Linked DNA regions of Homo sapiens: region 1 is linked to region 2. Evidence: chromatin loops called from intact Hi-C (ENCODE). Cell type or tissue: heart right ventricle. All regions are shown on one strand. Each heading gives the region's core, and the rest is flanking DNA. Links, peaks and the distances in the headings are about the cores only.

The links. Hi-C counts contacts between places; a loop is a spot of excess contacts. Peaks named below come from ENCODE experiments on the same cell type or tissue, not always from the same donor. Only the 100,000 strongest peaks of a DNase experiment are listed, where the experiment ranks them.
Region 1: a loop joins it to region 2, with 3 times the contacts of the local background. A loop is called at or near these places in 15 of 110 quality-filtered maps.

The regions. Positions count from the first base shown.
Region 1 is chr17:17,639,628-17,644,990 of GRCh38, forward strand. No RefSeq gene overlaps it. Among named protein-coding and RNA genes, the nearest start is that of SMCR2, 35 kb to the right of the region's middle. In heart right ventricle, for the core only: a CTCF peak has its summit at 2,378 (motif pointing left); a DNase peak (open chromatin) is centred at 2,364.
Region 2 is chr17:17,567,307-17,572,669 of GRCh38, forward strand. All of the region lies in intron 2 of PEMT (phosphatidylethanolamine N-methyltransferase), which reads right to left. Among named protein-coding and RNA genes, the nearest start is that of PEMT, 22 kb to the right of the region's middle. RefSeq lists enhancers at 1-738, 739-1,630, 1,631-2,520. In heart right ventricle, for the core only: CTCF peaks have their summits at 1,605 (motif pointing left) and 3,132 (motif pointing left); DNase peaks (open chromatin) are centred at 575, 1,595, 3,155 and 3,569; H3K27ac peaks cover 4,004 bases.

The DNA of each region.
Region 1 (5,363 bases), core at 162-5,161, 72 kb after region 2:
TGGTACACACCTGTAGTCCCAGCTACTCGGGAGGCTGAGGCAGGAGAATTGCTTGAACTCAAGTGGCAGAGGTTGCAGTGAGCTGAGATGGCGCCACTGCACTCCAGCCTGGGCAACAGAGTGAGACTTCATCTCAAAAAAAAAAAAAAAAAATTAGCCGGGTGTGGTGGCACGTGCCTGTGGTCCCAGCCACTGGGGAGGGTGAGGCAGGAGAATCGCTTGAACACAGGAAGCAGAAGTTGCAGTGAGCTGAGATTGCACCACTGCACTCCAGCCTGGGTGACAAGAGTGGAACTCCATCTCAAAAAAAAAAAAAAAAAAAGAATGAGGAGGCAGAGTGATGACCACACACAGAAGAGAAGACAGGGTGCAGATGGAGTGGAGAGACCTCCAAAGATGCTGGCCTGGAAGACGGCAGTGATGTGGCCACAAGCCAAGGAAGGCCGGCAGCTGCCAGAAACTGGAGGAGGCGAGGAACAAGTCTGCCCTAGAGCCCTGCAGAGGGAGCACGGCCCTGCAGACACCTTGATTTCTGCACAGTGACACTGATTTCAGGCTTCTATCCTCCAGAACTGTGAGAGAGCAAATTTCTCTCACTTGTGGCAATTCATTACAGCAGGAAACAAACACACTCGCTAACCCTTTACTCCAATTTACCAGCGCCCTCCTCTGCTCCTGCTTATGGAGTGTATGTCATTCCCAGCTGGAATGCCAACTGAGGGCAGGGTTTTAAGAGCCTTGTTTTTCACTGCACCCTAGGGCTCACAGCACCAAACACAGGTTGAATGCACAACGAATGAATGAATGGAGGAACCAGTATTTTTTCATTTTTCAAAAGTAATAATAACTTTTACATGAATGTGGGCTTAGGCATATGCTTAGAAAAAGTCCCAAGGGGGCCGGGTGCAGTGGCTCATGCCTGTAATCCCAGCACTTTGGGAGGCCAAGGCAGGCAGATAACGAGGTCAGGAGAGCAAGACCATCCTGGCTAACACGGTGAAACCCCGTCTCTACTAAAAATACAAAAAGTTAGCCAGGCGTGGTGGCGGGTGCCTGTAGTCCCAGTTACTCGGGAGGCTGAGGCAGGAGAATGGCGTGAACTCAGGAGGCAGAGCTTGCAGTGAGCCGAGATTGCACCACGGCACTCCAGCCTGGGCGACGGAGCGAGACTCCATCTCAAAAAACAAAAACAAAAAAACAAAAAAACAAACAAAAAAAAGTCCCAAGGGAATCTACACAAATTTCTACCAGCACTTAGCACCAGGAATGAAACTACAGAAAGCTTCACATTCCACAGTGAACACTTTTGAGGGATTCAAGAACCTCTATTAATTGTTATCAAGAAACCAAATAAGAAAAGCAAACCATAAGGCCGGGTGAGGTGGCTCATCCCTGCAATCCCAGCACTTTGGAAGGCTGAGGCAGACAGATCACTTGAGCTCAGGAGTTCGAGACCAGCCTCGCCAACATGGCGAAACCCCAAAACCCCATCTCTACTGAAAATACAAAAAATTAGCCAGGCGTGGAGGTGAATGGCTGAGGCATGAGGATCACTCGAACCCAGGAGGCAGAGTGAGCTGAGTGAGCTCAGTGAGCTGAGATCGCACCACTGCACTCCATCCTGGGTGACAGAGCGGGACCCTGTCTCAAAAAAAAAAAAAAAAAAAAAGGCAAACCATGAAGAGGAGAGGAGCACCATTTTTTCCAAAAGGGTGATTCTCTATGGAGTTGGGGTCTGGAGAGCATCTGCTTGAATGGAAGTCGCCAACAGGAAGAAAGCCATGCTTTGCAGAGGCCTCACTAGCCTGGAGAGCCACCAGGGCCCTCAAGGGCAATCAAAGTTCCCATCATTGGACTAAGAGGGGCAGGAACGTCCACCTGTCTTTCCTCAGATAAGAGAAGGGGCTCTTGGAGACTTTGGGGGGCCATTTAGACGTTGAGAGCTTAGTTCCTACACCACAGTTCCTACACCACTGATGGCTGCTGCCATGTTTTATTGGCGACCTGCTCCGGGCCAGGCACGTGGATTGTTTTTAATCATCTCGGCAAAATCTCAAGGTGGGGCCAGTCTTTGATTTATGGAGGAGAAAACCGAGACTCTGAGAGGTGGTTTGCTCAATGTCACACAGCTGGAAGGTGGCAGAGGTGAGAGGGGCCTCTGGTCTGCACTGACCCTTCTCATGAGGCCACATATACCCACTACCATCTTAGCGCATGTCTCGGGGTCTGTAAGGATTTTCCACACTCGGGCAGTGCACCTTCTGGCCATTCCTGGGTCCTTGCAACACTGGTATCTCCCCAGTTCACCAGTCGTTTAAAAATGCTTAAGGGAGTTCAATTCTGCCCCAACACCAGGCAAACAGTGCCACCTGGCGGATGACAAGGACAGTACAGGAATTACCATGTGCCCTTGGGAAACTGTCCCCAGGCAGTTGTGATTCTAGGCCAAGGGCAGAGTTGTTTTCTTTGACTTCATAAGAGGGGCAGGAGAGGAGGCCCACTGTTACCACAGCTGAAAATCAGAGGGCTGGCCCTGTCTGGGTGCTTCTGACAGCGAACCCAGACTTTCTGGGTCCCCTCTATGGTATCCTGCCAAGAGATCATCCAGCTTGGGCTTAAATACGTCCAGGGTGGGGGTCTCACTCTCCATGTGTCTTCATCACAAAGTTCTTGCTATCTCCGTGTAACATCTACTCTTGGCTCTTGCTCTACTTCCACGAAGAGCTCATCAACCTTTCTGCCCTCTGACAGCCCTTTGGAGGATCCAGGGAGCTCCACTTTCTCCTCCAGACTAAGCAGCCTCCATCACTGCTCTCAGGACAGGAATCTGGCTCTTCTCCCTGAAGTCATGCTCCTCAGGTCTTCCTGGCTTGAGTGCTTGTGGTTGGGAAGTAGGATGGGAGGGGCAGAGACAGCTTCATTTTGCTGTATCCGATAGTGGAAGTGCTCTTCTCCCGACACCTGCCATGGCTGGAATCTTCTCACCATTCAGGTCTCAGCTCAAATATTACCTCCTTGGTAAGGCCTTCTCTGACCACCCTGGGCTCAAGTAGCCTCCCCAGGCCCACCCTCAGCCAAACCAATGGCACGTTTGCAGCCTGCCCCACCCCCACCCCCAACCTGGCCATGAGCTCCACAGGACAGGGATTTGTCTGTTGTGTTGGGTATTGAGTCCATGGCCGTGGAGCAGTGGCCAGCATCTGCTGGCTTGATCCTCACCGGGATGAAGAGCAAGGTAGGGCAGTGGCTCCACTGGGCTCCTCCAGAAGCAGAGCCTGGGATAAGGGCAAATAGTTAATTTGGGAGATATCCCCCTAAAATTCTTTTTTCTTTTCTTTTTTCTTTTCTTTTTTTTTTTTTAAGAGACAGAGTCTTCCTCTGTTATCCAGGCTGGAGTGTAATGACATGATCATAGCTCACTGCAGCCTTGAACTCCTGGGCTCAAGCGACATTCCTCAGCCTCCCAAGTAGCTGGGTCTACAGACGTGCACCACCGTGTCCACCTAATTTTTAAAATTATTTTTGGTAAAGACAAGGTCTTGCTTTATTGCCCAGGCTGGTCTCAAATTCCTGGGATCAAGAGATCCTGCTGCCTCAGCCACCCAAAACACTGAGAATTCAGGTATGAGCTACCATGCTTGGGTATCCCCCAAAATTCTAATGTTGAAGTCCTAACCCCCAGAACCTCAAGAGTGTAGTTGTCCCTTGATATCCACGAGGGATTTGTTCCAGGACCCTCACAGTAGATACCAAAAATCCAAGGATGCTCAAGTCCCGTGTATAAAATGGCATAGTGGCCAGGCGCAGTGGCTCACGCCTGTAATCCCAGCACTTTGGGAGGCCGAGGTGGGTGGATCACCTAAGGCCAGGACTTTGAGGCCAGCCTGGTCAACATGGTGAAACCCCGTCTCTACTAAAAATACAGAAATTAGCCGGGTGTAGTGGCACACACCTGTAATCCCAGCTACTCGGGAGGCTGAGGCAGGAGAAATGCTTGAACCTGGGAGGCAGCAGTTGCAGTGAGCCAAGATCGCACCATTGCACTCCAGCCTGGGCAACAAAAGCAAAGCGCCATCTCAAAGAAAATAAATAAATAAATAAATAAAATGACATAGTATTTGCATATAACCTAAGTGCATCCTCCCATGTACTTTAAATCATCTCTAGATTACTTATAATGTCTAATACAATGTAAATACTACATAAATAGTTGGTATACTATATTTTATTTGTATTTTTGTTGTTGTGTTGTTATTTTAAATTAATTTTTTTTTCTCGAATATTTTCAATCCATGGTTGGTTTGATCCCTGGATACCAGAGAGCCAACTGTAACCTTATTTGGTGATAGGGTCTTTACAAAGGTCATTAAGTTAAAATGATGTCAGTAGGATGGGTCCTAATCCAGTACGAGCCATGTCCTTATCAAAAGGGGAAATTTGGACACACACACACATAGAGGGAATTCTGATGAGGTGAAGAGACACAGGGAGAAGACGGCACTGATACGCTGAGGAGAGAGGCCTGGAATAGAGCCTTCCCGCACACTCCTAGGAAGGGCCCTTCCTTGCCAACACCTTGATCTTGGCCTCACGGCCTCCAGACCATGAGAGAGTGACGTTCTGTTGAGGCCCCCAGTCTGTGATGCTTTGTTACAGCAGCCCTGGCAGACTAACACAGGCACCCACTGCACCTGCACAGACAGGGCCGTGGATCCCTTTACAGGTGAGAAGGCTGAGCCAGGGGAGGGAGGTGACTTGTCCCTGGTCACTCAGAACCAGGCAGGCCACAGACCCAGGTCTCTGAACTCAAGACAGGAGGATCAAGCCCCCAATCCCAAGCCCACCCCACTCCCCAACATAACCCCAGTGGCCTGACGATGGGCCCCTGACCAAGGGTAAGCATTGGAAAGCCCAGCCTCGCTCGGGTAGGCCTGGGGACAAAGATGCACATGCACACACCCCGCTCAGGCCTCACTGGGAAGTGGATGTGGGGCAGGGAGGAAGTGGGGGCCTTTGGGACACATGGGAGCAAGGTGGGCTTCCAAGACAACACCCACCACCAAAAATCACCAACCCAGATGTGCCCAGGCACCAAACCCCAAATGAAGGTCTGACCAGAACGGCAGCTGATGAACACTGCCCAGGGATGCAATCGCTGATTCAGCTCACGCTGAGCTCAGCCCCAGGGCCCCCGTGCCCTCAGTGAGCTCAGCATCTTATGGAGGACGTGTGTATGCAGACAGCCGCAGAAGAATGCTTATTCCTGGGACAGGTCAACGCCTCAGAGCCTGTGGGAATCCGGGGGTGCCCTAACCAGAACAGAGTGTCAGGGAAATCTCCCTGGAGGAGGTGGCCCTGGCATG
Region 2 (5,363 bases), core at 256-5,255:
CACTTTGTCACCACGTTGCTCAGGCACCACAATTCTAAAGTTAGCCCTAGCCTGATAGCAGAGGCTCCCCACCAGGCCAGTGCCAGCAGCACACAGAGTAATGCTGCTGCCCAGCTCAGCTGCCATTCAGAGGCAGGCAGTGCCCCAGGGGCAGCAGGGCTGTTGCCAGCTAAAAGCCCACGTCCACTGCCTGGCTCTGAAAGATCCCACACTCATGTGCCGTGGAACGGCTTGCACTTGAGACCCAACATCAAGGGGCCAGGGGAGTGAGCGTGGGCACTGGGGACAAGGCACTGACTGTCCCCAGCCATGGAGCTGAAGCTAGACCTGCCATTCGTTCTGCAGGAGTCCAGCTGTGAGCACAGCCCAGACAGGAGCGGGGGAGAGCTAGGAGGGCCACAGTATCTTAGGTGACACTGGTCTGAAGAGACAAGAGCTGTGCTCCTAGAGCCAAGGTCTCAGTCAGGCCTGATGAGCCAGCTGGCTCTGCTCAAAGAAAAACCCTTCTTGTGCCACAGGCTCCGCCAGTAAGCCCAGCTCAGCTCAGCTTTCCCGCAAGTGCAAGAGGCCCTGGCAGAGGACGACGCTTTCTGGTCCAGAAACACTGGCTTGGAGCCCACTGGATATGCGGCCATGCCCTGGGAGCCAGATTTCTGAGCCAGATGGAAGCAAGGGTCTCAGACAGTTTGGCTCATGCCCCCATCCTAACTTCTGACACACACACACTCACACACATGCACACACTCACACACCTACACACACACACACATGCCACCATCCTTGAGCAGACAGTCCAGATTGCAGGTATGCACTTGGGGTCCTCCCTCACAAGCCCCAGGCCCACCTGTAGTCCACCTTTTGTCTACACTCATATCCCTTTCCTTGGCCTCAACTCCTGCCCACCCTGCCCCTATGACTCCTCCAAAAAGCCCACGTGGGCCAAGTGCTGCCCTGCCTATGGCCCACCATCACCTCCTCCAGCCCCCACGACCCTGTCTCCCCACGCATTACCTGGTTATGCTCTCTCCGTAACTCCTTGGTTAATAAGTTGTGAGCTTTCTTATTAACCAAATGCTGATTTTTCTATGTAACATCTAATGTCCAATCTGACCTTGTTAATCCAGTGCCAGCCCAGGAGGGCAGGGTCCCGTCCCGGCACAGAGCTGCCCCAGAGCCAGGACTTGGTAAAGCGCAGGGATTGCAGCATTTCAGAGCTAGATGGGGCCTCAGCTGAGCGTCCTCACTTTACAAATGGAGAAACCGATGCCCAGGAAGGGGATGTGAATGACAAGGGTACAGGGCCTGGGCTGATCCCATAGCACCTACAAGGTCGGCTTTCCCGGCACCTGGAGGGATCCCTTGGGGCACTCAGAAACGAGCCATAGACCGCTGGCTGGGGATCTGAAAATGGAAACTGAGGCAGCAGCAGCAGCAAACTCACACTAAGGGTGGTAGGCAGGTGAGGGAGCTGCAGGTGAGGAGGTGACTGAGGTGAGGCAGGAGCACCCACACCTTTTCTTCCTTCTCCTCCTCCTCCTCTTCCTCCTCCCAGGAGCCAGGAGAAGCACACCTCACCTTGCCCACAGCGCCACCTACCGTCTGGCCACCCTGGGGTGCAGCTGCTGCCAGTACCAGCCAGCAGGTCAAACATCCAGGCCCAGGAAACCCCAGGCCCAGCCAGCGGCCCAGCGCAGCAAGTGGACTCTCACCTCCCAGAAAGGAAAAGCTGCCTCTTCCCAAACAACTCTCCAGACTACAGTGGCCAACTGTCCTGTTCTGCCCAGGACTGACTTGGGTTCCAGGGAAAGAGACTCTCAGGCTAAAAGCAGGAAAGTCCCCGGCCAGAGGGACAGGTCAGCGTCCTGATACAGACATAAGGCCTGCTGCCCCTCTATAGGTATCCTCTGCAGGGCCAAGGGCTGGGGCTTTGGTCTGGTTGACAGTGAGTGTCAGAACACCTGTCTGCAGCTGACCTGTCAAATGCCTTTCCTCTCTGGAGCACATGTGCAGGAGCCACCCCCGGCCCAATGGAGCGAGAGGTCTTGGGCAGGGTGCACTGTGGGAGAGAGGGGCCTCAGAGGGGAGGAGCTGCACACTGACCTTGAGGATGGACTTGGGTGTCCCCAAGCAAAGACCTGCACATGAGAGCCAGGCACCCAGGGAGAGCAGAAAGCAGGGTGGCCACGCAGGGCTTGGAAGGGGACAAACAAAGGCACCAGGAAGCACCCTCCCAAGGCTGGAGGAAACCGGCGTGACCCCGTGTGCATCTGCCGTCTTGGCAGGATTCCTTACAGCTCCCCTTCAGGTTTACGGGGTCCCAGTGAGGAAGGGAAGTCAGACACAGGCAACTCTGCCTAGAAATCCTTCTAGGTTGGAAGTAGGGTTCCAACTTGCTATGTCTCCAGCAGCTTTGATGTTGGTTACATGCAACTGGTCTTCAATAAAGTTAAAATACCAAAGCATGTGCACACTTTGCTCTTGTAAATAACTGCTCAAGGCAGCTGCTGTGCCTCCCATGCTGGCTCCCTCGGGACAACACAGGGCATGGCAGGGCAGGGCAAGCAGGGGGGCTCTGGGAGCTGGAGTGGCACAGGCTGCCTATCTTATCTTCACTGGGATGCCAGGAATCGCTGAGCCTGCTACAAATGACTGCTGCTCTTTACCTCCATGCAGTGCTTTATTTCACAGAGTCGGGGTGTGCATAGAACCTGGCACAATGGAGCCTCACCTTGTCCACCAGGTGCCACTGCAGAAAACCAGTCAATGGGCAATCCACGCTCACAAAGCCAATAAACACTGCCTGGACATCCATTTCTGCCAGGCATGGTGCTGGGCACAGGCACTGAGCTACAACAGGTGCCCTACCCTCCTTGACACAGAAGGTCAGGCAGCAGCTGCCACCCGGAGCACTGCACATGCCAGGATTGGGGACACAGAAGCAGAGCAGGCTCCGCTTCAACTCTCTTAGGATGCTCCTGGGAAGGGGACAGTGAGAGACAAACAGTGACAGCAGGTATGGCAGGCTGTGCTGAGGGGTAGGTACTCAGAACGCCCAGGCAGCCATGGCCCTCAAGGGACATCAGGCAATGTCTGGAAACCACTCAGATGGCCTGGGCTTGGGGTACTACTGACATCTAGTGGGCAGAGGCCGGGGACATTGCTGGACACCTGTAGTGCCAGGGATGGCCCCAAAAGTCAGCAACCCTGAGTCAGAGAGGGCAGGGTGAGGAGGCATGAGGGAGGGGACACCTGACAAGGACCACTCCAAGCTGCGGTAACAAAGGTCTGTGGGCAGCCTTGCACAAGAGAAGCCAGATCACCCAGAAAGGCCCAAGACCTGGGATGACTGAGGATACAGGTGGGAGGACGCCTGCCAGAAGGGCCTCCCGGGACAGGGGAAAAGTTCCATTTCCTGGAAAACCTGGGGACCTCTGAGCATGGCCCTCAAGGGTGGCTAGAGAGGAGCAGTGGGGAGACTGGCTGCAAGCAGCTGCTGCTGGTGATCTGGCGGGGGTGATGGCACGAAGCCAGGTAGAGTCCGCGAGGGTACAGATCCGGGGGCAGGTGAGAAGAGGGAGTCCATCCTGGTCCTTGGACCACTGCCCTGGCATCTGGAGTGATAGGGAAAGAACAGAACATTGGGGAGGTCTTGGCAGGGGCTCCCTTTGGAGACTGGAGACTCCCACGTAGGGCCACAGTGCCTGGACCCAAGGTCCTGAAGCCCTGAGGAGTCCAGGCCACAGACTGAGACTCAGATGACAGAGGGAAAAGCCTGTCAGTCCCTCTGTGACACCTTGATCTTTGTTTCCTGAGCCCTTATCACAGTGTTCATTACAAACATATCTGTGCTCTGGAAGGACAGAGGTCATTCACTCTCTGAGGACACACACAGTGCCTGGTGCATGGCAGGTTCTCGGTGACTATTCGCTGAGCAAATGAACATCAGGTGGAGGAAGCAGAATTCACAAGAACAGCAGGAAGAGAGCCAGAAAAGCATCGTGGCGCACAGGAAGGCCGGTCTCCAGGAAGAGTGAGGGTCCGCAGTGTGAACTCCCCCAAAGACCCAGAAAGAGAAGGCCGGGAAAGCCTCCCATGGTCTGAACAAGGAAGAGCAGGAGGAGGCCTTGGGAAGAAATGTTCCAACAGAGTGGAGGAGATGCCAGCTGGCCAGGTGGAGGGAGGGGTGGGAGCAGGTGGCTCACCTAGGAAGCCTGGGAGGGAAGAGGGAAGGGACGGAGTGGGTGCTGATGAGCAGAAGCGGGCAGCACCCCAGCCCAATGCTGGGAAAACACTCCCTAGAGCCACAGCCCAGAAAGGCACACAGTGGGCCTGGGGCCAAGGCCCCTCTCCAGTGCCCCCAGCTCCCCAGGAGTCCAGACTCACACACAGTCTGTTTTGTTTTGGGTTTTTTTTTTTTTCTGATACAGGGTCTCACTCTGCCACCCAAACTGGAGTTCAGTGGCTTGAGCACAACTCATGGCAGCCTCGACCCCCAGAGCTCAAGTGACCCACCCACCTCAGCCTTCCCAGTAGCCGGTGCTCACCACCACACCTGGCTAAATTTTGTATTTTTACAGAGATGACATTTCACCACGTTGCCCGGGCTGGTTTCGAACTCCTGGGCTCAAGCGATCCGCCTGCCTTGGCCTCCCAAAGTGCTTGGGATTATAGGCGTGAGCCACCATGCCTGGCCTTCTCACACTGTCTGGAGCCCAAGGACATCCGTGTCTGACACAGGCAAAACCGAGCTCTTCCTCCACAAGCCTCTCCTCCCACGGTTGCCCCAGGGCAGCCAACGGCCTTGCCTCCCACGGGTCACTCAGGCCCAACCATGGGCTGGCCAAGCCACCTCTCTCAGCTCTCCCTGATCACTGCTCCCACCTCCGCCAGTCCCACTGTGGTCAAGCTGCCATCTGGGGCCTGCTGGCCTCTCAGCTCCACCTTTGTCTCTTCTCCTCTGTCCTTGGTGCAGTGACCTTGAAACTCTGACTCAGATCATGCCACCTCTGCAATGGCTCCCAGCTCAGAGTCCAGGGAATGTCTCTCCCCATGGCCCGCAAGGCCTGCACCACCGTCCCCAGCCACCTCTCCGTCCTGCTCCTCCATTCTCCCTCTGCCTGGCTCCAGCGGCAGCTGTCCCTTAAAACCTCCGAGGACACTCAAGAGTGCCCCAGGACTTTTGCACTTGTGTTTTCCTGACAGAATGCTCTTCCCCAGACACCTGAGGGCCCTCCTGCATGAGAATCAGGTTTCTGGTGAAAGGACACCCATCAGAGAGGCCTTCCCTGACCACCACCCCTGTCTGTCCCTCCCCTTGCCTGCTGTGTCACCGGCAGTGCTATACATTCATTCACCACTGAAGC